5 separate regions of the Homo sapiens genome follow, and regions 2, 3, 4 and 5 are each linked to region 1. A link is a loop called in an ENCODE intact Hi-C map of the cell type or tissue named here. Cell type or tissue: dorsolateral prefrontal cortex. All regions are shown on one strand. Links, peaks and the distances in the headings refer to the core of each region. The heading gives the core; the rest is flanking DNA.

Region 1 (5,978 bases), core at 306-5,305:
AACCAATAGAATATCCATACTCATAAAGTTTTTCATTGTTGCTGTGTCAAATAATTATACCCATTTCCAACTCATGGTCCCCAAAACTTGTCACTTCAACCAAAACCAGGTGAGATATAAAAGGGAATTACACATTCAGTTGGAAGGAGATACATACAGAAAACCCCTTAAAAACCGGGATCTTTTTTCTATTCATATCTTTCATAATAGTGAATCAGAAAAAGGTAAATTAAAGGTTGTTTGGGAAATTGACAGATCTTTCTTTGGTATGATACCAGGCTCAAGATCCTGTGCTTGTCAGACTAAGACTAAGATTGTACTACCTTTTTACTCCATGTGTTATATCCTGAAAAAAATTCCAAGTCCAGGGAAAAACTTGATAAATAGAAGAATGAAAATGTGCTGTCCAAAATATGTAAAAATACCACAAAACAGATTGTAGAGTATTGTCTATAGCCATTTAACTTGCATGTGTGATAAAGAGTATCATCCAAATATAACCTTATGAAATTTTTTTTAACTTCTAGAAGTCAAAAAGTACCCAAACACACACACATACACACAAACTTATGCTTTGTAGACGGGAGGGAGGTTTGCCATATGTGCGACAAACCGAAGGTTAAATCCTTATTACCTAAAACACAGCTTATAAATTCATAAGAAAAAGATAACTTATCATAATAAATGAATAATATTAAGCAATTCACAAAACAAGAAATTCAAATGTTCTACTAACTTTTTATTCTTTTATTCATTCAATCAATATCTATTGGGCATTTGGTATGTGCTCAGCATAATACAAGACACCAGGTACATGGTGATGAGCAAAAACTGGCCCTTCTCTGTAATTATTCGCAATATAATATTAAACCCAACTTACAATAAAAGAAATTCAAAATAAAATGGTGCCAGGGAATAATCAGACAAGTGTAGAATTGCATACAAAAATATTAATTGAGCTATTATAATAAGGAAAACTTGAAACTACCTTAATGTTTATTAATTCACTGTAAGTTAAATAAATGGATATAGACACTAAATTTGTCCCTAAAAATATGTAATGTCATTGGACAATTCCCACTGCAAAATATGATGGAAAAAAGCATGTGATACTGATGTTTAGATATATGCAAATTTCATATTTTCTACAGTAAAAGTATTATTCTAATAATTAAGGAAAACGCTTTTTAAACAACCAACATGAATGCTTTTGACAGGGATGCCATCGTGTAAGTTAATTGCCAAATAAACTAAATAAACTTTTTTTTTTACTATTATTCTTCAGTTGACAAATAAAAACTGTATAATTTACATTGTATGACATAATGTTTTGAAATATACATAAATATGCTTTCTTGGATGCTCACAATTTGGGTACACTTTGGAGCATACTGGAAAATGCTCCTAACGTTGGAAGCAACACAGTCCCCTTACTTGAGCGATAAAATGTTACTTTGTTCCTTAAATTAAAGAAAGGTTCGAAGTTTAGTTTGACATTCACCTCTGCCTTTATAAAACAAACACAGCCTATAAAATAACTTAAACGCCCAGAGTGCCGAGTTTCGTCGGGCCCTGGCTGCGCCGGGCCGAGCCCTGCCCCGCGGAGGTCGCCGCCCAGCACGGTCTGCAGATGGCAGCCTCTCGCGGAAAGCCCCGCAACGCCGCTTCCTGCCTGGGGGCGGCACTTGGGGCCCGCGCCGGGGTTTCAGAAACCTGTTCGAGCCGTTCCTTTATGGCGGAACGTTCTTATTTAGTAAATATTTATTCCACTCCCCGAGGACCCAGCACTAATCACTGCCACTTCTCTTTAATAATAAATGGTGAACTTCAAATGCGGCAGAACTCAGCCGGCTAATCAGTGCTCGCCGGGAGGTGCAAAACTGTCTGAAGCCCACCGGTGGACATGAAAGACGGAACATTTCCTGTTCCAGCTCTCGGTGGCCCAGAATAAACTTCAGCCGAATGAGAGGATGTCTAGGCGGCCGCCCCCCGCGCGCCGGCCCGGGAGCCCGGGTTCCATCTGCCCGCGGCCCGGAGGTGCGCCCCTGCCCGCTTCGCCCCGGGGACCCTCGGAACCCGCGGCTCTGCCCTCCACACAATCTGGGCTGCCGCTCCCTTGGGCTTTTCGTGAAAGCTTCCTTTTAAATTCGCTGTTTGGTCGCAAGCCATTTAGCCCTTTCCGTGGGCCCGGGCGAGGGGCGGAGAGCGGAGAGCGACCCGAGCTCCTGGGAACCTGGGGGCTCCGCGCTGGGGACTCCAGGCCGCCCGCCTCGGCTCTGGCCAAGGGGTCAGCACGTGGGGTGGCGTTTGCCCCAGCATTCCAGCCCTTTGGTCTCCAAAGGCTTTTTGTATTCACTAGGGAAGGTAAGGGCCGCCCCTTTAATGGTTGCATTTTGGAATGTAACAAACTATGAGGACCACCCGGTACGCTTGCGTTGGCATCATACGAGCCCCGCGGTCCCACCGTCACCCACGGCTGATTTGGAAATGCCACGGGGCCTTTGGACATATGGAAAGACTTTTGGCCCAGACACAATAATAAAAATATTCAAAACGTCTTGAGACATAACTCATTTATCTACAATTCTGTTTACTCAAGGTGTAATTTTCATTCTATATTGCCCATTCTGGTGAAGACATGAGTGTTTGAAGCGGGCTGACTATAGTTTTATGATAAGCCATATTTTAGCTTTAAATAAGAACTGCATTGCCTCCAAAGTATTCCATCTTTTGTGTAACAGAGACCCACAGATCCTAAGTGAAATTTGTTCTCAAATTTAACACATTTCTGTAACATATTTAAACCTGAGTTAATTTAGAATGGGTTGCTGGCACCACTGGGATTGATACTGAAATGGTTTTGCCTCATTCACATCGAGCCCTGCAAATGTACTTTAAATTCTACGCTCTTAATAATCCCTAGGCATGGAGAAAAGATTGGAAGTTCTTTTTCTACAACCGCTCACTGAAAACAACACAGTGCACGGTTTCAGTGATGAGCTTGGAGTGCCCCTCTGTGGAAGAAGGTGGGCACTGCAATTTTTCTTTCCTAAATTGACTTGCCGGTGTCTTAGGAACTGTGGTTCTTTACCTCTGCCAACCATGAAATTCGATGTTACTTTTCCATTAACTTTTGTGGATTGAACCTCACTCCTTGTTTTATATAGAAACTTAAATATGTGTTGAAAATAATGAATGAATCTTCTTGTCTCTCCTGCCCCCAAAGCTTTCCAACTGATGATAAAAGATGAGAACATTTTCTTGCAAAGCCCAAAGCTGTGTTAGTACCTATTCTGACATTTAGGACTAGACAGAATGGCTTGATAAGGAGCACAGATAGATGTTATCTTATGTGCCCGCAGGGGCTGCTACAGAAAGCTACTGAGACAGAGTTTGAGCTCAGGAAGAAAAGAATGATGTGATACAGAAAGTTAGGTGCAGAAAGTAAGTTAGTTACTCTCCCTCCAAAGAGTTGAAACCTGTGTTATTGATCTATAACAGTGCTGGCCATTGGCTCATTGTCGTGAGTTTATTTCATTTACTTCCGTTTTAATCTCAAAAGTCAAAACAGTGTATTCAGGCAAGGCAAGGTGACTCACACCTGTAATCTCAGCACTTTGGGAGCCTGAGGCAGGAGGATCACCTGAGGTCAGGAGTTTGAGACCAACCTGGGCAACGTAGCCAGATGCCCATCTCTCAAAACATTTAAAAATTAACTGGTCATGGTGGCGGGTGCTTGTAGTCCTAGCTACTTGGGAGGTTGAGGAGGGAGGATCACTTGAGCCCAAGAGTTCAAGGTTGCAGTGAGCCAAGGTTGCACCACGGCACTCCAACCTGGAGTGAAACCTAAATTTGGTTTCCCTCAGAGGTGATAAATCTTCACCTGAGTCATATGTTCAAGTTATACTTTAACAAGAGATATTTTCATTAGGATGCTTTTAACTGCGACTAAAACCCAAAATCTGTCTTATACAATACATGAGTACATTGACTCATATAACTGAAAATTCAGCTCAAGCTTCAAGCAAGGGTTGATATAGAGACCCCCCACAGTGTCACCATAGTATTAATTTCCTTCCATTTTTCTGCTTTATTGTCCAGGATATTGCCAAAAGGGGGATGGATGAAGCCACCAACATCATGGCTGCTCGAAGGAGGTAACTCAATGTTCTCTAAGAAGGAACGACACATGAAAATGGCTGTCATTTGAAAAAAATATATTTTTATCAAAGAGAAAATAATCTACAGATAAGACAGTATTTAAGAAGCAAAGCTTTATTTATTTTGAGTCTGTTTAGGTCCATGGTGGAGGAACTTGTCCTCCCATTTGCCACAGTATAAACGTTTAGTATGCCAATAAAAAGAGGCTGTGGTGAATCCCAACACACACACCAGGCTTCACACAGCACACCAAACTCAGTGCACCTGAGAGAATCCATGGTCTTGACTCTTCATCGTCTAGGGAAGTAACTGAGACTCAGGGCAGAGAAGTGAACATAAATTTCATCATATGAAAACTGAAAAGGCACTTCAAAACGTAAGTGGGGATCAAAGCTCTGCACACCAAAACTTGTTTATTAGTCAAGAAACAACAACTGCAGGCCGGATGCACTGGCTCATGCCTGCAATCCCAGCACTTTGGGAGGCCAAGGTGGGTGGATCTTTTGAACCCAGGAGTTTGAGAATAGCCAGGCAACATGGTGAAAACCCATCGCTACAAAAAATTAGCCAGGCATGGTGGCGTGCACCTGTAGTCCCAGCTACTTAGGAGGCTGAGGTGAGATGATCACTTGAGCCCAGGAGGTTGAGGCTGCAATGAGCCAAGATCATGCCACTGCACTCCAGCCTGGGTGACAGTGCAAGACCCTTTCTCAAGACCCTGTGGTCCAATTACAGATAGCAAGCTTCTTTTTCTCTGATACCCACAGCTCCTACTTGGCTTCATATGATGTTTTCTAAATTGATACACACACGGCAAAGAATACATTCCATAGTGTAGGAAATATAACTGGTATATGAATATCAAGTGCAGGATCTCACCAAGATTATTGTTTAGGATGAGCCTATAGTTTACACATCACTGATAGTCCATCTTTTATACTCTGTTTTTTAACTTTAATTTTAGAATTCAGAAATAGCCATGAACCTTCCATAGAGTCAACCTTGCACATTGAAAGCAAATTTTACATGCCGCTGTATTCACAGAAAAGATTTGGATACTCTGGATATGTATAAAGGTTTACGAGAAAAAATTTCTAAAGCTTTAAAGGCTGTCAGTCTCTTTAGTGTCAAGCCACTGATTTCTTTACCTTTTTTTTTTAACTTTTTAAAGAAATGAAGCTCATTGGCTTTCACTCAGTAATGTTCTCACTCCTCTATTTGTTTTGCAAGGAACTTCAAGTCTCTTCTGTATGTAATCTTCAATCTGCCAAATTGTATGCATGACTTGTGTTGGTGTTAAAAGATAATTGCTCATTTGAACATTCTAAATCTAGCCTTCCATGGCAAGTTTACATTCCTCATGCAAGATAAAGTGAATGGGGAGATCATAAAACTGGAGCTATAAGGAACACTGTTTGATCATGGTAAGATCGGTTTTGTTACTTAATTACTTTGTTTAAATTCATCTGAAGAACCAGTTGTAAATATTTTAAACCTTATTAAAGAAACACTTGAAAAAAGGGCCTCAGATTTCTGCTTCCGGTCGTAAAAGAGATTAAATATTCTGAAAGATCCTGCCCCTCAAAAACAAGTAGATCCTGGATAAATCATCCTTTATTTCATTTCTGAATTAGTAAGGACAAGGGGAAATCTTCAATATCCTTCAAAAAAAACTTTTCAAAAGGCAAGACGGTGAGCAATAATAAAAGGGGGAAATGGGCTGGCCTAAAGACAAAAGCTAATATCAGAGCTGTGTTAGCTGAACTAACTCTCGGGCTAGAAGCAAATAGAGGAACTGTATCTGAAAGTACTACTTT
Region 2 (5,978 bases), core at 282-5,281, 320 kb before region 1:
GTGAGACTCCATCTCAAAAAAAAAAAAAAAGATATAGTAGAGGAAGTATTGTTATTATTGGGATTAAATGAGTATGTTTTCTGTTTCTGGCATATAGTTCAGAGAAATTCCCGGTTTGGGAATACAGAAGAGGTAGTCAGAGGAAAGGTGCTTGGGGTACTGTGCTTCTTTCACAGCACCGAGCAAGCAGTAAGGGCTACTCTAATCCCAGCTCTCTCATAATATCTCTCCAGTGAATTTCTTGTCATTACAGGCAGTCCTTTATGCAATCTATGATTCTGTATGTCACACACTACAGTGAAACAAAGACCAGCTAAATGCCATAAACCATCCAGAAGCCTTTTTGTTCCTCTAAGGAGACCAACAAATCTATTCTTATTGGTATTCCTGTTAAACCCTTATAAATACTGGTTAGTCCTCCATGGCCATTTAAGAGACTTTTATATGGTTTTTGAAATGCTCTCCAGCCATATTGCTTTTATCTTTTTTTTTCTTTATTGATTTTTCTCCTTAAGACTTTAATTCACTCTTCTGCAGTTGCTACAGTCAAGAGAGAAATTCTGCAGATCACATAGAGATAACATTCCAACCCAGACTGGGTCACACCATCTCACATAAGAATACCAGCATCCTGCAGATAACTGGTCCTTTCCTGCTTTTCAAACCCTTTTGGTCTCTCTTTTCATTTTTTTTCTCTCCTTTAGTATTTGAGACTTAATCTTTCTTCAGTCTTATTCTTCATGCTGAGCTCATCTGAAATGTACCAATAATTGCTACCAGCTAAATCTGGTTTCATCATTCTGAAAATTCCTCATTGAAACCAGCCCTGTGGAATAAGAATCTGATCATTTCTGCAAGTTAAAGTGACATTTGGCATGTAGCTTTACCAATATATTATCATGTATGTATAGATAATTCCTGGGTGGGTTTGGTTATATTTCTAAGAGGTATGGGCATATAAAATTTAGCTAAATGCTTCAGCAAAATACCATTTAATTCTATTAAAGTATCATCTAAGTGGCAGCATTTTAAAAAACCTTAGGGCAACTAATCCTTTATGGAGTTTAATATTCTGCTGAAAATCATCTTTAGCTTTGATTGCTAAGTAGACCAAGTCTTGGATACACTAGGAGAATGATTGCCTGATCTACTTTGTCCTTCAGATATTTTTTCTATTAAATTCAACAAATATTTTCTGAGTTCCTACAATGTGCTAACTACTACGTGAATATAGAGTTTAAAAAGGTATTGAATATAGAGTTAAAAGAGTCAAACTCACACTTAATATGTATGTATTGTAAGCACATATATGTTTGTTGCAGCACTATTCATAATAGCAAAGATATGGACTCAACCTAAATGCCCATCAATGATAGATTGGATAAAGAAAATGTGGTATATATACACCATGGAATAGTACACAGTCATAAAAAAGAATGAGATCATGTCCTATGCAGGAACATGAGTGGAGCTGGAGGCCATTATCCTTAGCAAACGAACACAAGAACGGAAAACCAAATACCACATGTTCTCACTTATAAGTGGGAGCTAAATGATGAGAACACATGGACACATAGAGGGGTACAACACACACTGGGGCCCACCAGTAGGTGGAGGGTGGAAGGAGGGAAAGGATCAGGAAAAATAATGAATGGGTACAAGGCTCAATAACTGGGTGATGAAATAATCTGTACAACAAACCCCCATGACACAAGTTTATCTATATAACCTGCACATGTACCACATGTACCCCTGAACTTAAGATAAAAGTAAAAAAAAAAAAAAAAGACATACAAACAAACAAATGATATGAGAAATACATATTTTGAAATATATACTGTGATTGACTCTATCTAGAGGATCAGGGAAGGTTTCCTGAAGGAGGTAACATTTACAATTTTAGATTAAAATATCTTCAGGTAAGACCATTAATTCGTCCCTATACAAGTTCTGCCTTTATCCTTCAGGCTGAAGTAATCATCAATATCAATGTCACATGAAATCACTTATAGTCCTGTAATTTATAAAGGTACTGGCAACATTTCACAACTTGTTGCAATTATCTTCACAATATCATTGAACATTAAAGACAGGAGAGGAACAAGGCATGCCTGAAAAAAAAAGTGAAGTTGATTTTAGAGCTTTCTTTCCTATCTCCTGGTATCTTGTTTCCTCCCCTAGCCCACTAGCATCAACCTTGGGTCTTAATCCAGCCATACCCTGCTAAATGCTAATTGCTAAGTTAAGCATGAATTCCTATCCTTTCATATGTTTGGATTTTAACTGGGCGAGGGGAGTCCCATTTGCTGGGAAATGCAGAATAGTAAAGCTAGAGCGGTGGAATGATTGACATTAGGGTTGACATCTGGAGAAGTGAGAGCTGTCTAGGTCTTCCAAAGACTGAATAATGTACAAATCCATGGCACTGTATAGTCAAAATATGACTTATTGGAATAAGTATTTCCATTCCAGTTTAAAGGGTGCACTGATTTTTCTCGAGGTCACAGAACAAAAAATGGAGTTGCCAGGAATCTATCTCTTCGCTTCTCTGTTCTAAACTCCCTTAGGCCATCCTACATTAGCTCTTAGTATTTATTATTAATTTATTTTATTAATTAAAACAGTTCAGTTAATAACAATATACACTTGTGTAGTGATTTATAGTTTACCCTCCTGATTTCACGTGATCTCATTTAATCCTCAAAAACAACCAAGTGATAAAACTGAGGCACTGAGGGGTGGAGAGACTTGTCCAAGACCACACAGCTGTTGGCAGGGCTGGCACTGGCCTGGCACGTGAGGGCCTGGGGTCTGTAACCTCTCTCCTGCCAGGGCGGACGTTACTGATGTGTTTGGGCTCAGCACACTCCTACAGCTGTCCACTGTGTGCTCAACTGAAGAAGCCATTCTCCCAGACAGAGGGAGCTCTTCTGTGGTTAAGGATATAAAAAGAGCTGTGTTCTAAGGCCAGAATTTTCCCCCCAGTTCTTCTCAAGGTCCATTCAGAGGCTAACGTCGCATTTCTGCAGCCCAGGCACTTTAACTGTTATTATTTTTGTGTTTATTTTTTGTTTGTAGAAAGAGTCCGGGACATGTTGCATATTTACGACGCCAAAATAGGAAGTGTGTGATGCCCACTCGACCGCAATGAATTCCAAGGCATAAAGGCCCCAGAATCTCTGGATACAAGAAGTCCTCACTCTGCCATCCCTTCTTGAGTGGTGTTGGTGGACTTCCTATGTGATCCCGAGGTGGAGTCAGCTGGTGTAAGAGTTGGCAACCAGCTCTGCTCCATAGACGGCATTCACTTAGGAAGCACGACTGGCGGCTTCATGCGATTGGAGAGAAAAGGGGAGAGGGGGAGGTGAAGAGAGGAGGAGGAGCCCTCGGCAGAATTCCAAGTTCCGTGGCACTGGCCCCACGGAACTCTGGAAACAAGAATCAGGCTTGGGCTGCGCAGGTTCCAAGTCACAGGGCTTCCATGGCTGGCAAGCGTCGAGCCGGAAATTCAGTTGAATAGAGCCCTAAATGTTTTTTTGTTTGACATTCATGCTTAACAGAAAATGATGAATCCATTAGCAACTCCTTCCGTTGCCAAAAGAAACAGACTTGCACTTGTAGATTGCTTTCATTCTGCGCTATCAAGCCACTGCATGTGCTGCTTTCACAAAGCTGACAGTCATCTATCATTTTTAAATGGGTTTAGAGGTACAGTCGTCTTTGTCTGAAGTGTGTGGATGTGTCAGCGTGAATGTGACTCATTAAAACAGACTGACCCAAACAGTTTAAATGGGATTCACAGTAGGGGGAAAATGTTTTATTTGAGGTTTGTTTGGAATTATTTTGAAGTTTGTCACTAATTTTGAAAAACAATGGGCTCATTTTCCTAACTTCTTTTTCTTCCCTGAGATGTGTCTAAGAGAACAAATAGCTATATTATGCACTGTCTCAAAAACATGCTCTTTGGAAATGAAAAAAGATTCTATGATTATGAAATGTCAAGAGTTCCCTTGTGCTCTAGAACATTTCACATACTTAAATGACTTCATGAAACTCCCCCAAGTTTCTCTCTCTCTCCTCAGACCTTTATCCCCAATCCATAAATGACATCTTTGAACATAATCTTTAGACCCGTTTTTCATCATTTCTATTAGCCTTTCAAGGAATGCCTTTTGAAGTCAAAGATTTAACATATGGATTAAATCTTCCATAAAATGGGTTTAAATATTAAGAGAAAAACACCTGGCTGTATGTATCTGGGTTCCACAGGACATTGTATTGTTTTAAATGCTTCAAGATGTTCAATAAAACTGAATATGGCCAAACTCATGTCCAATGTGGGCCTGTGGGCCCTCAAACCTGTTTCCAAATGGCTGTTTCTCTCTCTCTCATCTCGCATTAGTGTGAAGTTCCTAAAGCAATAATAGAAGGGCCAATAGCAGAAATTAAGAAATTAATTAAATTATATTATATGTATATATATAATTAAGAAATTATATATATATCAATGACAAAATTAATTTATCAAGAGTTTCAATATAACTAGTATAATTGATCTTCCAAGTTTTCTCTATGGGCACAGAGGGATATATTCAAAATGTTTAACACCAATAAGTCATGGGCACAACCAAGTAGAACAGACATCATGGCAGGGTCCTGGAAGCTCCTTGCTGGATGAAGGAGATTAAAGGAGCCCCAGCATTGACATCAAGGAGGCTGGGACAGTGTGTTGGGGCAGGGGGCACTGAGAGTAGTGGTTATTTATTAACTCGTAGAGATGAATTTCAATATTTTAATACAGAGCTGTACCAGTGTGTATTGGCTGAATTCCAGCCCTACTTTTACTCCTTCGTTGCATAAATTCCTAGGATTTGAGGAAACAAAAGCAGGTATACCTTCTTATGTTTGAGCACTGCTCTATACTTACCCGCTTTTTTTCGTGTACGAACCCAAATAAACTGAGTGTCTTCTAAGGCATCAAGCACTATTCAAGCTGTTCTCATAGGAATTTGTTGTTAAAAGTGAGGAATGAGGATTAAAACATTAAAAAGGGTAAAACAGTAATTATGGTATTATTTAAACATTTCTAAAATTTCTTAGTCTTCACCCCATTTTACACAGAAGACTTCTAAATTTTTAGCACTACAAGGCACATTTGTAGAATAAAATACGTAGAATGTGTATTTAACTTATGTCATATCTTTCCTTTAAGGAGTTAAAATGAGTTGTCATAATGATTTGACTTAATTAACCAATTCAGTCATTCCTTGCCACCACCACCACTCCCAAAAAAAGGTAAATATTATGATACCCTTTTGCACTGGAAATGAAAACAAATGCAATTTTTAAGATCCTAAGCCAATCAAAGACCAGCTCAAATCAAGCTCTTGCATCCAAGACTGCTTTGACTGAGTTGCCAAGTGATCCCACAAGTAACATCTATGTAGGAGGAAGGGGAAATGCGAGCACTGTAAGACCTCATCCTTTAAGGAAGTATAATTGGATGTCTCTTGTGTAACTTAGGCCATTTCAGAGCTTAAGATAAATACACATCAAATATAAGGGGGAAAAAGAGGAATGTATTGATTTTATCCCACTGACAAAAAGAAAAAACAGTTTCTATTGAAATACATACAAATATATTTTAAAACATTTGATAAAGAAAACACAAAAAGAAACAGGATGGACGGAAAGTTATATTCCCTCTAAAGTTACTGAGGACCAAAATGCAGCAGTTTATTTCCAGTTTTCCCAGACAACATGCAGTATAGCAGGAGATTGTCTTTCTGTTCGAAACTCCTACATTCAAGTCTAAAATATTTTATTTAAACTATCAATTTATTTGCTACATACAACTATATCCTCAATATTTATTTTAAATATTATATATACTTTATAAAATATTTCAGAACAGTTACTGAAACTATAACCACATGCATTTTATTGAATATCGACAGATAAAATGCAGGCTTTGGAGT
Region 3 (5,978 bases), core at 530-5,529, 1.9 Mb before region 1:
TGAATGATTCTGCACCTGAATCAATACAGAATATTGATTCTACTCATCCATACATGCTCATGGATGAGTAAAACCAATATTGTGAAAATGACCATACTGCCAAAAGCAATCTATAAATTCAATGCAGTTCCCATCAAAATACCACCATCACTCTTCACAGAGCTAGAAAAAATCCTAAAATTCATTTGGAACCAAAAAAGTTCAAAGCATTCCCCCTAAGAACTGGAGCAAGACAAGGATACCCACTCTCACCACTTCTATTTAACCTAGTACTGGAACGCCTAGCCAGAGCAAACAGACAAGAGAAAGAAATAAAGGGCATCCAAATTGATAAAGACGAAGTCAAACTCGCTGTTTGCTGATGATATGACTGTATACCTAGAAAATCCTAAAGACTTCTGCAAAAAGCTCCTAGAACTGATAAATGAATTCAGCAAAGTTTCAGGATACATAATCAATACACACAAATCAGAAGCTCTGCTATACACCAACAGTGACCAAGCTGAGAATCAAGAACTCAATCCCTTTTACAATAGCTGCAAAAAAAAAAAAAAAAAAAAACTAAAATTTTTAGGAATATATTAAATACCTAACCGAGGAGGTGAAAGACCTCTACAAGTAAAACTACAAAACACTGCTGAAAGAAATCATAGATGACACAAACAAACAGAAACACATCCCATGCTCATGGATGGGTAGAATCAATATTGTGAAAATGACCACACTGCCAAAAGCAATCTACAAAGTCAACGCAATGCCCATCAAAATACCACGATCATTCTTCACAGAACTAGAAAAAACATCCTAAAATTCATTTGGAACCAAAAAAGAGCCCGCATAGCAAAAGCAAGAAGAAGCAAAAAAAAACAAATCTGGAGGCATCACATTACCTGACTTTATACTACAAGGCCACGGTCACCAAAACAGCATGATACTGGTATAAAAATAGGCACATAGACCAACGGAACAGAATAGAGAATCCAGAAATAAAGCCAAATACTTACAGCCAACTGATCTTCAACAAAACAAACAAAAACGTAAAGTAGGGAAAGGACACGCTATTCAACCAATGGTGCTGGGATAATTGGCAAGCCACATGTATAAGAATGAAACCGGATCCTCATCTCTCACCTTATACAAAAATCAACTCAAGATGGATCAAAGACTTAAATTTAAGACCTGAAACCATAACAATTTTAGAAGATAACTTTGGAAAAACCCTTCTAGACATTGGCTTAGGCAAAGATTTCATGACCAAGAACCCAAAAGCAAATGCAATAAAAACAAAATTAAATAGATGGGACTTAATTAAAAACTTCTGTACAGCAAAAGAAACAATCAGCAGAGTAAACAGACAACCCACAGAGTGGGAGAAAATCTTCACAATCTATACATCTGACAAAGGACTAATATCCGGAATCTACAAGGAACTCAAACAAATCAGCGGTAAAAAAAACAGACAATCCCATCAAAAAGTGGGCTAAGGACACGAATAGACAATTCTCAAAAGAAAATATACAAATCGGCAACAAACATATGAAAAAATGTTCAACATCACTAGAGATCAGGGAAAAGCAAATCAAAACCACAATGAAATATCACCTTACTCCTGCAAGAATGGCCATGCTCAAAAAATTAAAATATAATAGATGTTGGCGTGGATGTGGTAAAAAGGGAACGCTTCTACGCTGCTGCTGGGAATGTAAACTAGTACAACCACTATGGAAAACAGTGTGAAGATTCCTTAAAGAAATAAAAGTAGAACTATCATTTGATTCAGCAATCCCATTTTGGATATTTACCCAGAGGAAAAGAATTCATTATACAAAAAAGATACTTGCACACGCACGTTTATAGCGGCACAATTCGCAATTGCAAAAATATGGAACCAGCCCAAATGCCCATCAATCAACAATTGGGTAAAGAAATTGTGATATATATGTACCATGGAATACTGCCAAGCCATAAAAGGAACAAAATAGTGGCATTCACAGTAATCTGGACATAATTGGAGACCATTATTCTAAGTGAAGTGACTCAGGAATGGAAAACCAAACATTGTATGTTCTCACTCATAAGTGGGCGCTAAGCTATGAGGATGCAGAGGCATAAGAGTGATACAATGGAGTTTGGGGCCTTGGGGGAAAGGGTAGGAAGGGGGTAAGGGATAAAAGATTACACACTGGGTACAGTGTACACTACTCGGATGATGAGTGCACAAAAATCTCAGAAATTGCCACTAAAGAAGTTATTCATTAATCAAACACCACCTGTTCCCCAGAAACCTACTGAAATAAAAAAAAATAAATTTTAAAAAATGCTTAACATCTCGAATCACCAGGGAAATGCAAATCAAAATCACAATGAGATATCACCTTGTACCTGTTAGAGTGGACATTATCAAAAAGATGATAGATAAGTGTTGCTGCAGATGTGGATGAAAAGGAGCCCTTGTACATTTTGTAGGAATGTTAATTTGTGGAGCCATTTTGGAAACAGTATGGAGGTTCCTCCAAAAACTCAAAATAGAATTACTATATGATTCAGCATTACTACTACTGGGTATATATCTAAAGGAAGTGAAATTAATATGTAAATGAAATACCTGTACCCTCATGTTTATTGCCACACTATTTACAATAGCCAAGATATGAAACCAATTTAAGTGCCCAGCAACAGATGAATAATTTTTTTTTTTGAGACAGAGTCTTGCCCTGTCACCCCGACTGGAGTGCAATGGCGTGATCTCGGCTCACTACAACCTCTGCCTCCCGGGTTCAAGCGATTCTTCTGCCTCCGCCTACCAAGTAGCTGGGTTTACAGGTGCGCACCACCACACCTGGTTAATTTTTGTGTATCTTTAGTGGAGACAGGGTTTCACCATGTTGGTCAGGCTGGTCTCGAACTTCTGACCTTGTGATCCACCCGCCTTGGCCTCCCACAGTGCTGGGATTACAGGTGTGAGCCACTGCACCTGGCCAAATGAATGTTTTTAAGTTTTACACACACACACACACACACACACACACACACACACACAATGAAATACTACTCAGCCATAAAAAAGCAGAAAAATTTGCAACATGAGTGAATCTAGAGGACATTGTGTTAAGTGAAATAAGCCAGGCACAGAAAGACAAATATCATGTAGTCTCACTTATATTTGATATCTAAAAAAATCACAGAGTAGAATGGTAGTTACTGGAAGTTGAGCGGGGTGAAAAGGGTGGAGAGGGAAAGGGGACATGTTGGTGAGAGGGTATGAAGTTCCAGTTAGACAAGAGGAATAAGTTCTGGTGATGTTTTGCACAGCAGGGTGACTTTAGTTAGTAATAACGTATTGTATATTTCAAAAATTTCTAAAACAGTGGATTTTAAATGTTCTCACCACAAAAAAGTGATAAGTATGTGAGGTGATGGATATGCTAATTGGCCTAATTTGCTTACTCCACAATGTATAGATGCATTAAAGCATCACATTGTACCCCATAAATATATACAATAATTATTTTTCAATTAAAAATTAAGAAAAATAGTTTAAGCTCTCCCCTATTCCTGATTGAATCTAGAATCTGCACCATTTGGTGGAGGTCTGCTTCCTTTGCTTCACTTTTACTCTAGATGGCAGCAGCAGAACAAAATAGAGGAGAAAAATCTGTTCTCAATGAGATGATTCCCTGTCTACTATGTAAAAAAAAAAATCTCAATGTTATTTGAAACAAAATATACCACTTAAAAATTTTCTTTCATTATAGAAATACTTTAACAGTATTTCAATTATTAAAAATCAATGTACAGATGTCTTCATAATTGTTCAACTTGTCAGGACACTAATAAGATATTTACAGAAATTTTTTATGATAATATTTCTGTAAAGACTCACTCACTGCTTATATTAACAGATTTACACTTGGAGGCTAAGGTGTCATGTTTGAATATCAAATACACTTTTTAAATTGATGGAAACATAAGGGATAAATAATCGAAGGGATAACAGAAATTCTCTGGGTGAATATATTACAGAAATAAAACTTTAATATTTCTCTAATAACCATGTTTTTAAGATTATTTCAAATAAAAATATACACATGAAACTGGCTTTAAATATATTAAAATTATAGCTTGTAAGCATTTAAAAAGAAATAATTTTATTATAAAACAACATTTTCCACCATCACACTTTAAACTGTGAGGATTTATGATGCAAGAGAATTTGTAGATGAGATTGCAGAAACACTGGAAACATTATAAAAACAAAGAGACCTAGAGAGGAACCAAGAGATTAAAAGAAAGATGCAAGTTATCATAATTTTCAAAAAGGCACTTCCAGAAAATATAATTTATTTTGCTTGACATTATAGCCTCACAAAACTCTCGTCTAGATTAAACAGAATTCCCAAGAGCTTAGAAAATAGAATTGTCCAAGTTTTGTGCCTTATAGCTCTATATTCATGCCTCTATATTCATAGATTTATGTATTTATTAAGACAATTTTCCTGCAGAGGGCATCAAAATATCTTGGAGAAGGGTTATCTTTTTCCAAATTACACAAAGGTGCCATTTGGACTAATGGTGGCACTGTTATCATGAATCAGAATGGCTTTACTAAATTAAAGCCCTGCCAAACTAAAACTTCCCTTTTTGTGCTAGAATTATTGGCTTAATAAGAATTTATTAATCAGAGCCTTCAGATTATCATTGTCCAATCAGTTATTTAACCAGATAGATGGAGAGGCAGCATAGAATAGTGTCAAGGAGGCAGGCTTTGGGTGGAGATCTTAGTTGGATTTCTAGCTCTGCCATTTACTCATAGGCCCCGCTTATGTTTATGTGAATTGGAAAGCAGCTTGGCATTCTGTGATTGGAACATTAATTTTTTATTTTCTTTATCTAACCATTGCATTCAAGAAATTTAACCTGAGGGAAAAATCAGGAAGGTGGAAAAAGCTTTATGCACAAAGAAATTAATCACTGTGTGATTTATAATAGTGAACAAACTGAAAATGAGGTACAACAGGGAAATGGTTAAGTGAATTACAAAATACAGTAAGATTCAGTAATCAAATGAGCATTTATCAAAGGTTTACAACATGCCATGTATTCTGCCTGGCACTGGAGATTCAGCACTGAACAAGATAGATATGGAATCTGACTTTTCTATGATAATTTAACATCAACTTAAAGTAAGCAGGAGGCAAGCACTTATAACACCATACTATCCACTATACGGTTTATATATGGATATATGTATATGTGTGTATATGCAGAAAAAATACTAGAAGAAAATAAATCAATATGTTAATAATTGTTAGGTCTTTTGTTATAATAATTTTATATACTTTTCAATATTTTCTACAATGAGAATGTTACTGTTAAAATTTTTTTTTTAATTATACAAAATGGCATTATACCAAAGGTAGGCTACAAAAGAAAACAAAATTATCGAATAATGTACTTAAAAGTCAAGATCACTTCATGGTACAGGAAATCCCTTCAGATATAAAGACATATTACATTGTCTTTTCTTGTATTTTGATTTCCATCACAGTGTCCTTTGGAAAGCTCACTTCCTCTCTAGCATTCGGAAGGCCTGTCTGTTCTTATGCGGGGAAGGAATGTGAATGCTAGCAGCACATTCCACCCTGGTGACACAAGGGGGTGCACAGGACTTGCTTCCAAATGTTTCCCTTTGTCTTCTTGGAAAGAAGAGGGAAAAAAAAACCTGACATTTGATTTGGTGACCAACTAAAATGTTTTAACAGGCTTATGTATACAGTTCACAGCGCGTTTCTAACGCGAGAGATCTCTGAGGGCATGATCCTGTGTACAAACCACTCCTACTTCCCCACATTTATTTCACAAGAAAAAATATTGCAGGAGAATGAGTGGCCTTTTAAAGCACAATTAGTGAAACAGGAGACTGCCTGAATGGCCCAGAATAGGGATTGTTAAAGAAATGATGGCACATAATAAACAAA
Region 4 (5,978 bases), core at 311-5,310, 1.5 Mb before region 1:
TGTTTTCTGTATCTTACTTCTGCTTCCTTTATCCTGCAATGTGGGATTAATTGGGAGTGGAGATTAAAGATTAGAGAAATCTGCTTTACTGCCTGGAAAATTCAATCCCAGGAACTGAGAAAGAAATTTGGAGATATTCTTAACTATTTTGAAGGTGTGTGGATAAAATTTATGTGGAGACCTAAAAAAATTATCTTTTTATTTTAAAAAATTTTAACTGGTGCTAAGCAAAATATATATATTTAACCATCTCTTTTTTTAAAAGTTCATTTTACCCACTTGTCTTACTTTATTCATTCTGCTATAACAAAGTACTATAAACTGGGTGGCTTATAAACAAATAAATTTATTTCTCAGTTTTGGACGCTTAGAAGTCCAAGATCAATAGACAGGTATGTGGCACACTCCTGTAATTCCAGCTACTCTGGAGGCTGAGGTGGGAGGATCACTTGAACCCAGGAAGCAGAGGTTACAGTGAGCTGAGATGGTGCCACTGCCCTCAGGCCTGGGCGACAGAGCAAGATCAAGTTGCCAGTAGATTCAGTATCAGGTAAGGGCCTATTTCCTTGTTCATAGTTGGTGCTTTCTTGCCATGTCCTTACATGGTAGAAGAGGCAAACAAGTTTCCTCTGGCTTATTTTATAATGACACGAATCCCATTCATGAGGGCTCTGCCCTCACGACCTAATCACCTCGAAAAAAGGCCCTACTGCCTAATACCATCGCACTAGGGATTAGATTTCAACATATGAATTTTGGGGGAACACAGACATTTGAACCATAGTACCACTTCAGGATGCAATGGACAGAGATGAAAAAAAGTTACTGATTTTGCTCAGCTACAGAAGTTATGGAACTGGCATCACTTTATTAATTCAGGAAGTGCTTCTCATGTAACTGACCTTAGTCTACCTCTATTGGCCAAAGTTTCCTCATATATAAGAAGGGTATGTGGAGTATCATCTCTACAAATCATTGGCAGCTTTACTGGTTAATAAAGACACAGTCTTTAGAGCTGAAGGAATGAGAAAATGGATTAATATGGAGGTTAACTTAAGATAGAGAACATTTATTCCCTTATGAATTTTGACTTTTAAGAAAAGACAGCTTCCTCCCAGAAGAACAGATATGGTGAAATGGTAAAAGATGGAAAACCAGCTATGTAGCAGGTATAAAGACATGAGTCCCTTTGTTCTGAAGCATCAAGTCTCTACCTAATGCTAGAAGGAATTTTTAGAGAAATGGAGGCATAGCTACAAATGAAGTGGAAAGAAACCCTATGTATTTGCTTTATAAAGAAACTGTGACTTTGAGGACAGTTTTTACATTTAGGAAAAAAAATTTAAGTGGGAAAAAGTGTCACCAACAGCACACAAACCATACTGAAATGATTGTGAAAAGTCTGAAGTGACTGAACTCAAGAATATGAAGATCTCAAGATACTTCTTTGCAAATATGTCCCTTGTAGATGACAAGTCCCTTGTAGATGACAAGTCCCTTGTAGATACCAAATCTTGGGGTAAAATCAGCTTTGTGAAAGACTCACTTCCATGTAAATGTTTGCACCTTCTCAATGGGCTAGAATTTTATTGGTGAATGTTATTAATGGTAATGGGACATAGGTACACAAATCCTTTTCTGTGTCACTGGGAGATGGGAACTCTTAGTATGCAAAGTCTCTGCTGAAATCAAAGGGAATTTGCATAAGATCCACATTGGTTGCTTAACGCATAGTGTAGCTGGCATCCAGTGCATGCTAAAGGACAACATAAAAACCTCAAACACAAAATGGCTCTGTGCATTAATGCTGCTTAGGAAAGTGCTAGCTATTAAATATTTTCACCAGTATTAAGTATCTTGATATTTATTCTTAAGTAAGATTTTGAAAAATACTTATCATCACACTGCAGTTGATATGCAAATTTTAAAGCAACATTTCAGAAAGAAGCAAAATAATGCCACCAAACTGTTTATAAATTCTTCCATTTAAAAATAGTTTGCATCATATAAAAGTTAACTCCAATTCTCTCATACCAGTTAAACAATTATTTCATCAAATGGAATTGAATCTTAGTTTCTCAGTTTGCACAGAGAAGAAAATTCAAAAGAAGAATCAGAAATTAAATTGAAGTTTAGGCAATGCATTTTTAGGCAAAAATAATAGTAATATATGGCTGATATTTTCAAAGCTTGGCTTTTATTTTAAATTTTAAATTTATTTTTATTTTAAAGCTTCAACAGTGTTTTCCAGCAGGTGTCACTGTAGGCAAATATAAAATGACAAATACATCGTTTCTACAGCTTGCGGCCAATGGTTCCTTGAGAAAAAGATTTATATTCAGACTTCTCAATTATGATTTTGTTTCTGGTGTTGTCATTGTTGTTAATATTAGTCTCCTAGCATAATTTTCTGTTCCTATTGATGCATTCACAATGCAGTAACACTACCCAGTTGAATGAACAGAAGCAGTAGTATGCACTATGAAGTTCCACCCAGTTTGGGGGTAGAACTTTTACCATTTATAGAAGAGAATCCTAGAATCTTGAAATGCCTATCTAATTAAGATATATTTTAATTCTGAAGCCTCTGGCGGATTTTTCCTAATAGTCTTAATTAGTAATTTCTGATTTTTATGGTTGCTATATAAACTTTGTTAACGAAAAAACTCTAAAGTTTCATCAGGAAGGAAAAGCTTTAAAAGTATTCGGCAAAAACAGTTATCATTAGTCTGGGATGGGTATATGAAAGGAAGGAAGGACGTAATAATGTTACTGGTTACCTTGAAATTATACTTCAATGGTTGGGTTAGAATTGAATTCATATTATTCAGCCTGCAAAGGATGTCTCATTAGTTCCCAGAGAAACCATTTCTGAACATATTATCTCAAGGAAATCCAGAGAATCCATTATTTCTCTTTGCCCCCTTCTTTTTAATATGCACAGCACAGAGATAGGGAAGCAGAATGATAAGGTACTAGCAGGAGAATTTTCCAGGAGTTATTTTGCTGATTTCAAAGTCTTCCTGTTTCCTGGTATCCGTAAGCATCTTGGCATATTGTTCAGAGCTCCTAAAGAAGTGTTCGGTCTGCATCTACAGGCTAGACTTGGCTGCTGACGATTTGACATGTGCAGACAGATTTTTAAAAAAACGTATACAAGAGAAACTGGTTTAAAATACCCTTCTCATCTCATGCCCAATACAAAGACCCACATGACTGAAAAAATGTTTTATACACTTGATTCTTAGGAGAAGAAAGTTGTATTCCATGCATCCAAGCAGGTAAGCAAAAATATTACTTTCTCCATTTTATAATCAACTCACAAACTCTCAGGGAAATTGCTGGTTCCTGTGACTACAGTTCTGAATCCCAAAATAGGATCCACATCTCCTGACTCACTTCTTTCCCCTAGAACACATCGCCTAAAATAGGCGCGTTTTTTAGAATCCAAAAACATGTTTTCCTTTTAATAATGTCAGCGTTTACTGAGCCCCAACTCTATATCTGGACTATGCTAAGTACTTTATACGCGTTTCTCTCAATTCATTTTCTTCTTGCTCTCCTTTCCTATGATGTAGGTACTATCATTCGTTTTATACTCACACAGGAATAGATTCAAAGAGAACAACTTGCATGGGATACTGCAGCCAGGAAGGACAGAGAAGAGGCCTGGATTTGGGTCTTTCCAAATCCAAAAGGCTTTGTTCTTAACCAGTATACTCCCACAGCAAATATGATACATTATTTAGGAGAATAACAAACTATCCTTGGGAAGTTACACAAAAGAAACCAAGGCACTTTTCCTGTATTCTGTATGCTTTAGGTTAGAACCAGCCTCATCCTGTCCAAGGTGTTTCAGCTATAGCCCTGTATGGTACCGGCTGTGTTCAGAATAATGCCTGCAATTCCTGATGGCATTTCCCTGATTTCACTTATTATATCTATAGATTTAAGGTAAGATTCTTAACAAAATCAAAGGCTCTTCTGGGAAAAGACAATAACTAGAAACTCTGAGCATTGTAAATCTCACAGCCTATTGCATTTTAAGAAAGTGTAGTAAATATAATGAAAGAACTTCAAAGAACTACTCACAGTTCAGTTTGCACCATGTTAGAATATTTCCATTTGAGGCCCTTTGGAAAGGCATTTGGACTGTAACTTTAGTAATTGCAATGAAGTTAAGAGTTTACAGTGGATTTAAAGTCAGAGAGTCTTGGATTAAAATCTTTGCTGTGTCACTTTCCTGAACCTCAGTTTTCTCATCTCTAAAATGGTGGCTAATGTAAAAATAGCAGCAGCAATGAGTCAGTGGTTGTTAGGCACTAAGCAATGTTCTAAGTGCTTTACAGTCATGTCTTTCTTTATGCTCATAGAGCTCTTTACACAATGCATGGCACATATTAGAAAGCCAATTTGTTTGCTTGTTTCGTTTTGTTTTTGAAATGAGGACAGGGACTCTGACAAATTCATCTTTAACATTATAAGGGAAACTAAGAATCTGTCTTAAAACTAGGAGTCTGTGTTAAGGAATCACTGGATATTTGGATTTTATTTTCTCATTTTCCTATTAGTTCATTAATTCTCACTTAATTGCATGCTTTTGTGTCCTATCATGACCAGGAACTTGTTTTCCTGTCCACCTTCTTGTTTTCAGGAACCTGTTTTTCAGGAACCTGTTTTCTTGTCCACCTTCTTGTTTTCCCACGTTATTTCCTTCAAAAACCTCATGGCCTCTCTTCTCCTGGGTCCCAGGCACTGGAGGGTGGGACTTGCTGCCTGTAGGTGCAACCTGAACCCAGTACTCCTACACCAGGGTTAGGAGTTAGTGCTTCTGGTAGGAATAAAGTTACGTTCAAGCATGCATGTACACATGCACGCACACACACCCACACAAGTTAAATCATATATATGAGTTATAGTAAAATCATTTAAATGAATTTACAAGTTTATGTAAAATATCAAACTTTTCAAAAGATAATGATTTATGGTGTCAAAGGTAACGTGCTCGTTGAAGAATACTGGGAAAATAGAGAATATATTTAGAGAGAAATCATAATCTCAGTAACAGAAAGAGTAAGTAACATTGTATTCTTTCTTTCTAAATATGCTTAACTTAATTCATGTGATTTTGTATCTTTTAAAAATATGCTTTTCTGCTATAGATTGACATTGAAAGAAAAAAGACATTTAAGTTTCTTGTGATTCACAATAGTAAAACATGGCACTCTTACTTGACAAAGGAGAAGCCACTGCAGAAAGTGATTTTAGTCCAAAATCGTGTTTCTAACAATATTTGAATAGAACAGTTATGCAACTGCCTCTCCTAGAGTGTATTAGACAAGTCAAGAGGCTCTTGCAGCCACTGAAGAGATACTGAGGGCTGGGCGAATGTGGAAGCCACTTGGACCAAGAGAAGGTGGTGTGCTGGGCTGAGTGGGGGATTCCTACCACCTGGGACTTGCAGGGTGGTGGTCAGGAATGGGTATAGTATAGCCACAGCCTGTGTGCTGGAGAACAAAAAGCATGAAGCAATAACTCTGTAAGAGTAGTTACCCTTTGAAAATAAGTGGATACAATGAGCTCAAGCTCAATAGAAGAGTTAAGGTAACAAACATGCTTGCTCTCTGATATTAGGAGGTTTTTAAAGGCTACAGATGTTAAGACTTCCCTGAAGCCTTGAAACCCTTGGGTAAACACAACAGAAAGATGTGGGTGTGCTGGAGCCTGTGGTTATTTGATGCTGGAACCCAAGGTGTGACGTGTTTAAGGCCTTAACTTCAGAATAAAATGGAAAACTGAAGTTAAAGTGGACTAATAATGGCTGAGGTTTAATGGTAATACTGAATTTAAATTTCTTTCAACTTTGCCCTAAGTTACGTATGTATGTCTCTTTCCTCTGCTTTGTGTGCCCTCCAATTACCTTTCCACACAGCACACAAAATGATCTTGTAAAGAAGTAAATCAAGTCTCATCACTTG
Region 5 (5,978 bases), core at 529-5,528, 66 kb before region 1:
TCAAATCTGTGTGATAATGCACCATCTTCTCACAGGAATCTCCTAGACTGGGAGTCCAGATGCCTACAGTCTAATCTCAGATCTCATGAGTTCTGTGATGCTAATAACTCACTTAACCTATCTGGGCCTCAATTCCTTCATCTGTAAAACAGGGGCACTGAGAAGGTTTGAGCTGAATTAGAATTCCCACTTCTAACACTGCACAAGGGACACTATACTGCATTCTCTTCTGGAAGGATGTAACTTTGCACAAAGAGGCAGTAGGACATACACACTGGAATTAGTCAACCTGCATTTGAATCCTGGTTCTGCCATTTACTAGCTATGTGTCTCTCAGCAACTTACTTAACTTTTCTAAGACTCAGTTTTGTTATTTATTATAAATAACAATAATAATTATTGAGAAGTCAAATGAAAGAATGCATATAAACTGATGAGCAGAGTGCCTGGCACACAAGAAGTGATCTTTAAAAATGCTAGTTCATATGACATTTAAACATGTTTCTTATTTTTGTGCATCAAAAATGTTCATGTGTATCAAAAATGGAAATGATTCATTTCATTCTGTTTTTTAAGCTTTCTGGTTTTTGTGTAAACCTGGAAAAATTGTTCATAAGCTCAAGTTCAACTCCAGTTATAAATTCAAAGATGTCTGATTAAAAACTCTCTACCTTGTTGTGGAAACTCATTTGTTGTAATATTCCATTAAGCCAGCTGTGAGCTGGTCAACTGAGCACCCACTGTGTGTCAAGCACATCTGAAAGAATGTAAATGCTTGAAAGGATCATTTAAGCAAAACCTATACAAAGAAATATACTCCTAATTCCTTTATTTTTTGATTCTGTTATTTTATATCATTGACCCTTAGACACAACCATTGAAATTAGTCCAGAAAGAGAGTGTGTATGTTTTATGTCATTCGTTTACTCAAAAAATATTTATAACCATGTATTCTGTACATGATGCTGTGCAAATCTGAAGCAGATGCAGATTATCTAATCCCCAGCTCCTAGGAGCTTGTTATCTTGTAGAAAAGATGCTACATACAGATATACCTATCAACCAAAGCAGTATTCATGTGCCATTAAAAAACACAAAGTAAAGAAAAATGAAAAATTATTTCTAGCTGGAGACAGAGAAGAAGTAAGGTGAACCTCTTGAAGAAGGTGGTATTTATACTGGTCCTTTAATGGCGAGCAGGATTTCAATGATTAAGAGATAGGTTTTAGGGAGGAGAGTCCCTGAGGGCCTCCGAGAAATTAGGAATGACAGGCATCAGCAAAGACTGGGAGAGTCAGATCCATGACATCCATCCATGAAACGTGGCAGAGTCCCATCTGGTCAGCATGTGAGATACAGGCAACAGTGAGCACCAGGTTGGGAACGCTTTGCCTCAGCGGAGTTTAGGCATCATTTAGTAAACAAGGGCAAAGCATGGAGGATTTGAAGAGCAAGGGGAAAATGCTCTCAGAGGTGTTTTAGGAAGAACGATCCGGCACTATGATCTATTTCTCCTTTCCCAGAGAAAAGCCCTACAACCTATGTCCCTCAAAACAATATGTTTATCCTCAATGTCTCTAAAAAGTGCTATGGCCATCCCTAGTAGCATATTAACTGTTTAAATAAAAGCATTATGTGAAAGACTGCAGTCCTTATGTCAGGGTAACATTGAAGGTGCAAGGCACGTGTCAGAAGATGAAATAAACTCAGAGTAACCTATCCCCTCTAGAGTCCTGGCTTTAAATTCAGGTTGCATCATAAATGAATAGGGTTTGGTGGCCTCCCGCCTATCTCCTGGGAACATTTGTTTGATTTACAAAAGTACGACACAATTTGACACACTCAGTATAATTAGCATTCGCTATTTGGGAGAATGCCCCCAGACAGCTAGAATTCAAATGCACCGAAGCCAGACCTGAATTTTTTTTCTCTGTCCTCCTCTTCCATTTTTTTTTTTCCTGCTCTCTCCTTTCTTCATCAGAGGACCATGCAAGCTGGAGATTCGAGGAAGCAAATCCCAGATGTCCCGGGTGCTCTACACACCAAATCAAGCAACAAAATGCATGTTTCAGCCTCTACCGTTCTGCTATGCGTAGAGAACAGAGGCTGTTGTTATATGTTCTGCTCCCCAGACTTCTTCATGCAACTGTTGATTACACAGTGTTGGTTTCACATAAAGAGTTTTTCTGGAAGAAGTCCCATTTCAGAGAGAGGTGCTTAGTATTTAACAGTGCTCCTGCTAATAATGATTAAAGTTATTACTGTTACTTAAATAAAGCAGGGCATAAATACATAGAAGACATTGGGTTAACTACTGCTCACAACATATGAAAATATCCTCTTTTCTCAAGCACAGGAGTTTGCCTGTTCATTTTAAATCTGTTTAATTCCAATTTTAGGGGGCCTTGTGACAGTCATCCAAAAGTTAGCTGCCAAAACTGTGACTATATTAAGCTGTTTATCACACACCAACTAAAGGTGGTGCGTGCTGGTAGACACACAGAAAAGCAAAGAAAATTGGAGCTCATTAGCCAGGGAGGCCAGGAAAGCTTTAGGAAAATTCTGAACTGGGAAATATTTGTTAGAGAATTTTAGTTGTGTTTCTTCTAAGGACAAAAAAAAAAAAAAAAAAAACAATCTAAGTTTATAAACAGAAGCAGCATAAATGAGTTAATTTTAAAGTTATAATAGACAATGAAGAGGTGAGGATAAATAGAAAACACAGACCTCAAACTCCAAGGCAAGTGAACGGAATCTTCAATTTCTTGATCCTTTGGTTTGACATGGTTGACACGCTTCCCATGGCTCACAGCCTGAAAATGCAAGGCAAGAAATTCATTTTCTATTTTTTTTCTATCCAAAAGTTACATGTGTCATTTTAGAATCATCACAAGTTTCAATTGGATGGGATCCAAAAAAATGTCATCTTCCTGTGAGTGCGTAGCAATATAGCAATGCAGAAATGGAATCATAACTGACCTGGAAAACAAGGAGGGCCTCTCCAAACTCCACATCCGAATGGACACACCACATTTGGTTTCTTCTCAGCAGTGACTAATTTTGATTAGATTTGAAGGCCCAATTTAAGCTTAGCCTAGAAGCTGCTTCCACTGCTTATTAGTGGTCTGTGCCCTCATTAACTATCATTGAAGAATGAGGTGGAAACAATCATTCAAGAGCATCTACTCAACTCTACATTCAAAGCCACAGCAGTTTATTTTATCCTTTGGTTTGGTGACGGCTTGGGAAGGGGAAGTCAATTTTCCTTCATTTCTTGGAATAGAATTGGAAACTAATTGCATGTTGCTCTTAAAATTCGTTAAAAAATAGTTTGAAACTAGCCCATAACGTCACATAACCATAGATGACAATTGGCCCCTAATTGTACCTCAAAGTTTAGCCACTGACGGTTCATTTGTATTTTCCTTCTCAACACGCTTTCCCCCTCCCCAGCACCCCAAACAAAACATGCTACTTTTAAATAAGATTTGTGGAAAGTCCTAAATGGGGTACCATAGACGAGTAAACAGTGTCACCTAGTGGGCCAGAGGACACTAGGAAAAGAAGAAAACTAGTAATCTGTACAAATGAAAATACCGGCCAACTGACAGCATTAGGCCACATTTTGCCTTCATTTTTGCCCTCTGTTGTCAACCATGAGCAAAGAAGAAAGTTTCCTCCAGGACACACTAATAAATAATCACAAACAAATAAACGCCAAACCCCACAGCTTTCCCTCTCTAGTTCCCTAATAAAGATCTTACCTAAGTAAAAATAACAGCTGGCATTAATTCAGCATTTACAGAGAGCGGATATTTTGCAGAGAGCTTTACCTGGGGCATCTCACTTGGTTACCCAGAGTCCCATTATTGGTTAGGGAGCTTTGGTGACTTGCTTGAAATCATAGACTCTGACACAGCCCCTGTGGTAACACCTGCTCTGTAGTACCCCCCACACAGCCCAAGGGCAAACAATGAGATCTCGGAGGGACAAATATATGTAATAACAGAATCATTAGACACATATTAAGCATTTACTGTGCCCCAGACTATTTAGGGGATACTAAAATGCACTGACATGGATCCTGCCCTCTAACAAGTTGTCATCTAAAGGATCCATTTGTAGAGTACTTTAGAGTTACTATCATTTCAGGCTATCTTCATGTGCCTACAATGTAATCAAGGTCCTGATTTTAGAAATGAGGTTTTGGGATTCATCCAAGTTCACACAGGTAAGAAGTGGCAGCCCTTCAGATTTAAAGGTGAGTGGATCACTCCACCTCTTGCTGCCTCTTTCACCAGTGCAGCTGCTAGAGATCTCTGGTTTCATGACGAGGTATGGAGGCCACAGACGGCAGAGAGCTGACTCAGAGAACAATTACCACAGGGTTCAGGGGTGGAATGTTCTTTCCCTCTACCATCTCCAAACCATCCCAGCCTGACAGGAATGACCATAAATCAAATCTCTTGATAGATTAGATTAAAACAGATAATTCCCATTCTGTGGGTCTCAAAGAATGAGAACTATAAGGAGATTTTCTTAATTTAAAAAGGGGTGCCGGGCGCAGTGACTCACGCCTGTAATCCCAGCACTTCGGGAGGACAAGGTGGGTGGATCGCCTGAGGTCAGGAGCTTGAGACCAGCCTGACTAATATGGTGAAACCCCATCTCTACTAAAAATGCAAAAATTAGCCAGGCGTGGTGGCAGGCACCTGTAATCTCAGCTACTCAGGAGGCTGAGGCAGGAGGATTGCTTGAACCTGGGAGGCGGAGGATGAAGTGAGCCAAGAGCATGCCACTGCACTCCAGCCTGGGTGACAGAGTGAGACCCCATTTCAAAAAAAAAAGTGGGGGCGGCAGGAGTGGCATACATGAGAAACCTACAGCAAACATACCTAATGGTAAGAGATAGCATGCTTTCTGTTCTCACTCATAGGTGGGAATTGAACAATGAGAACACTTGGACACAGGGTGGGGAATATCATACACCGGGGCCTGCCGTGGGGTGGGGAGAGGCGGGAGGGATAGCATTAGGAGATATATCTAATGTAAATGACGAGTTAATGGGTGCAGCACACCAACATGGCACACGTATACATTTGTAACAAACCTGCGCGTTGTGCACGTGTACCCTAGAACTTAAAGTATAATAAAAAAGTAAATAAATAAAAATAAATAAACAAAAAAATAAAGAGATAGCATACTTTCCCCTGAGATCAGTAACAAGATAAAGATATTCTCTTTCACCAACCTATTCAAGGTCCTAGCTAGTGCAGTAAGATAAGAAAAAGAAATAAAAAGTATACATATTAAAAAGGGACAAGTAAACTGTCTTTACCACAGGTGACATGATTATTACAGTAGAAAACTCCAAAGAATCTTTAAAAAATTATTGGAACTACTAAGCAGGTTTAGCAAGGTTGCAGGATATAAGGTCAATATACAAAACTCATTGCTTTCCTACATACCAGCGATGAAAAACTAGAATTTGAAATTAAGAAATAATACCATTTACAATACCACCCAAAAAAAGAGGAAGAAAAAGTACTTGGGCATATGTCTAGCAAAATACATATAGGATCTGCATGTAAAACTTACCTTCAGTAGGGAGGAAAAAAATCCTTCTGTTTTATAAAAATAGGTTAACAGAACAAGGAACAGTATATTCTTCATCTTTGTACAGAATGGGAAATTCTTCCAGAGGCCAGACTCAAGATTTCAAAATCCTGGGATTAGTAGCCCACCTGGGGCCATCTGGGCTCCTTCTCTCTTCTGCGGTCTTACAGAATAAGGGAACCAGGGTGTGGCATACTCAGAGTGCCTTAACTCACTTAGGAAAGCTAAGGAGAGAACAAAGAAGGGAGGGGAAAAAAATAGCGTTTTTCATTAAAAGCCTTAATACCATCAGATGATAAAAAGAAGTAAGTACAGCCTTTCTCCTGACTCTAAGGACATAATGCTTTTTCATTCTTCCTGCA

The links. A loop is a pair of places that touch in the nucleus more often than their neighbours do. Peaks named below come from ENCODE experiments on the same cell type or tissue, not always from the same donor. Only the 100,000 strongest peaks of a DNase experiment are listed, where the experiment ranks them.
Region 2: it touches region 1 in a loop (6-fold over the local background); 2 of 110 quality-filtered maps call a loop at or near these places.
Region 3: it touches region 1 in a loop (5-fold over the local background); 16 of 110 quality-filtered maps call a loop at or near these places.
Region 4: it touches region 1 in a loop (5-fold over the local background); 36 of 110 quality-filtered maps call a loop at or near these places.
Region 5: it touches region 1 in a loop (9-fold over the local background); 13 of 110 quality-filtered maps call a loop at or near these places.

The regions. Positions count from the first base shown.
Region 1 is chr3:182,680,747-182,686,724 of GRCh38, forward strand. No RefSeq gene overlaps it. Among named protein-coding and RNA genes, the nearest start is that of LINC02031, 40 kb to the left of the region's middle. RefSeq lists silencers at 1,516-1,585, 1,996-2,065 and enhancers at 1,736-1,785, 2,910-2,959. In dorsolateral prefrontal cortex, for the core only: CTCF peaks have their summits at 1,647 (motif pointing right), 1,848, 3,011 and 3,223; DNase peaks (open chromatin) are centred at 1,665 and 3,005; H3K4me3 peaks cover 2,058 bases; H3K27ac peaks cover 1,738 bases; H3K27me3 peaks cover 3,031 bases.
Region 2 is chr3:182,361,628-182,367,605 of GRCh38, forward strand. No RefSeq gene overlaps it. Among named protein-coding and RNA genes, the nearest start is that of LINC01994, 120 kb to the right of the region's middle. In dorsolateral prefrontal cortex, for the core only: CTCF peaks have their summits at 2,935 and 3,138; DNase peaks (open chromatin) are centred at 2,844 and 3,364; H3K4me3 peaks cover 1,677 bases; H3K27ac peaks cover 1,766 bases.
Region 3 is chr3:180,799,412-180,805,389 of GRCh38, forward strand. The region is part of intron 3 of LOC101928882 (a long non-coding RNA gene); the gene reads right to left. Among named protein-coding and RNA genes, the nearest start is that of FXR1, 110 kb to the right of the region's middle. RefSeq lists an enhancer at 5,320-5,857. In dorsolateral prefrontal cortex, for the core only: CTCF peaks have their summits at 3,628 (motif pointing right) and 3,830; no DNase peak of the experiment used is centred there; H3K4me3 peaks cover 116 bases.
Region 4 is chr3:181,208,155-181,214,132 of GRCh38, forward strand. The region is part of intron 3 of SOX2-OT (SOX2 overlapping transcript); the gene reads left to right. Among named protein-coding and RNA genes, the nearest start is that of SOX2-OT, 150 kb to the left of the region's middle. In dorsolateral prefrontal cortex, for the core only: CTCF peaks have their summits at 2,261 (motif pointing right) and 2,466; no DNase peak of the experiment used is centred there; H3K4me3 peaks cover 324 bases.
Region 5 is chr3:182,614,785-182,620,762 of GRCh38, forward strand. No RefSeq gene overlaps it. Among named protein-coding and RNA genes, the nearest start is that of LINC02031, 26 kb to the right of the region's middle. In dorsolateral prefrontal cortex, for the core only: CTCF peaks have their summits at 3,550 (motif pointing left) and 3,751; a DNase peak (open chromatin) is centred at 3,531; H3K4me3 peaks cover 1,896 bases.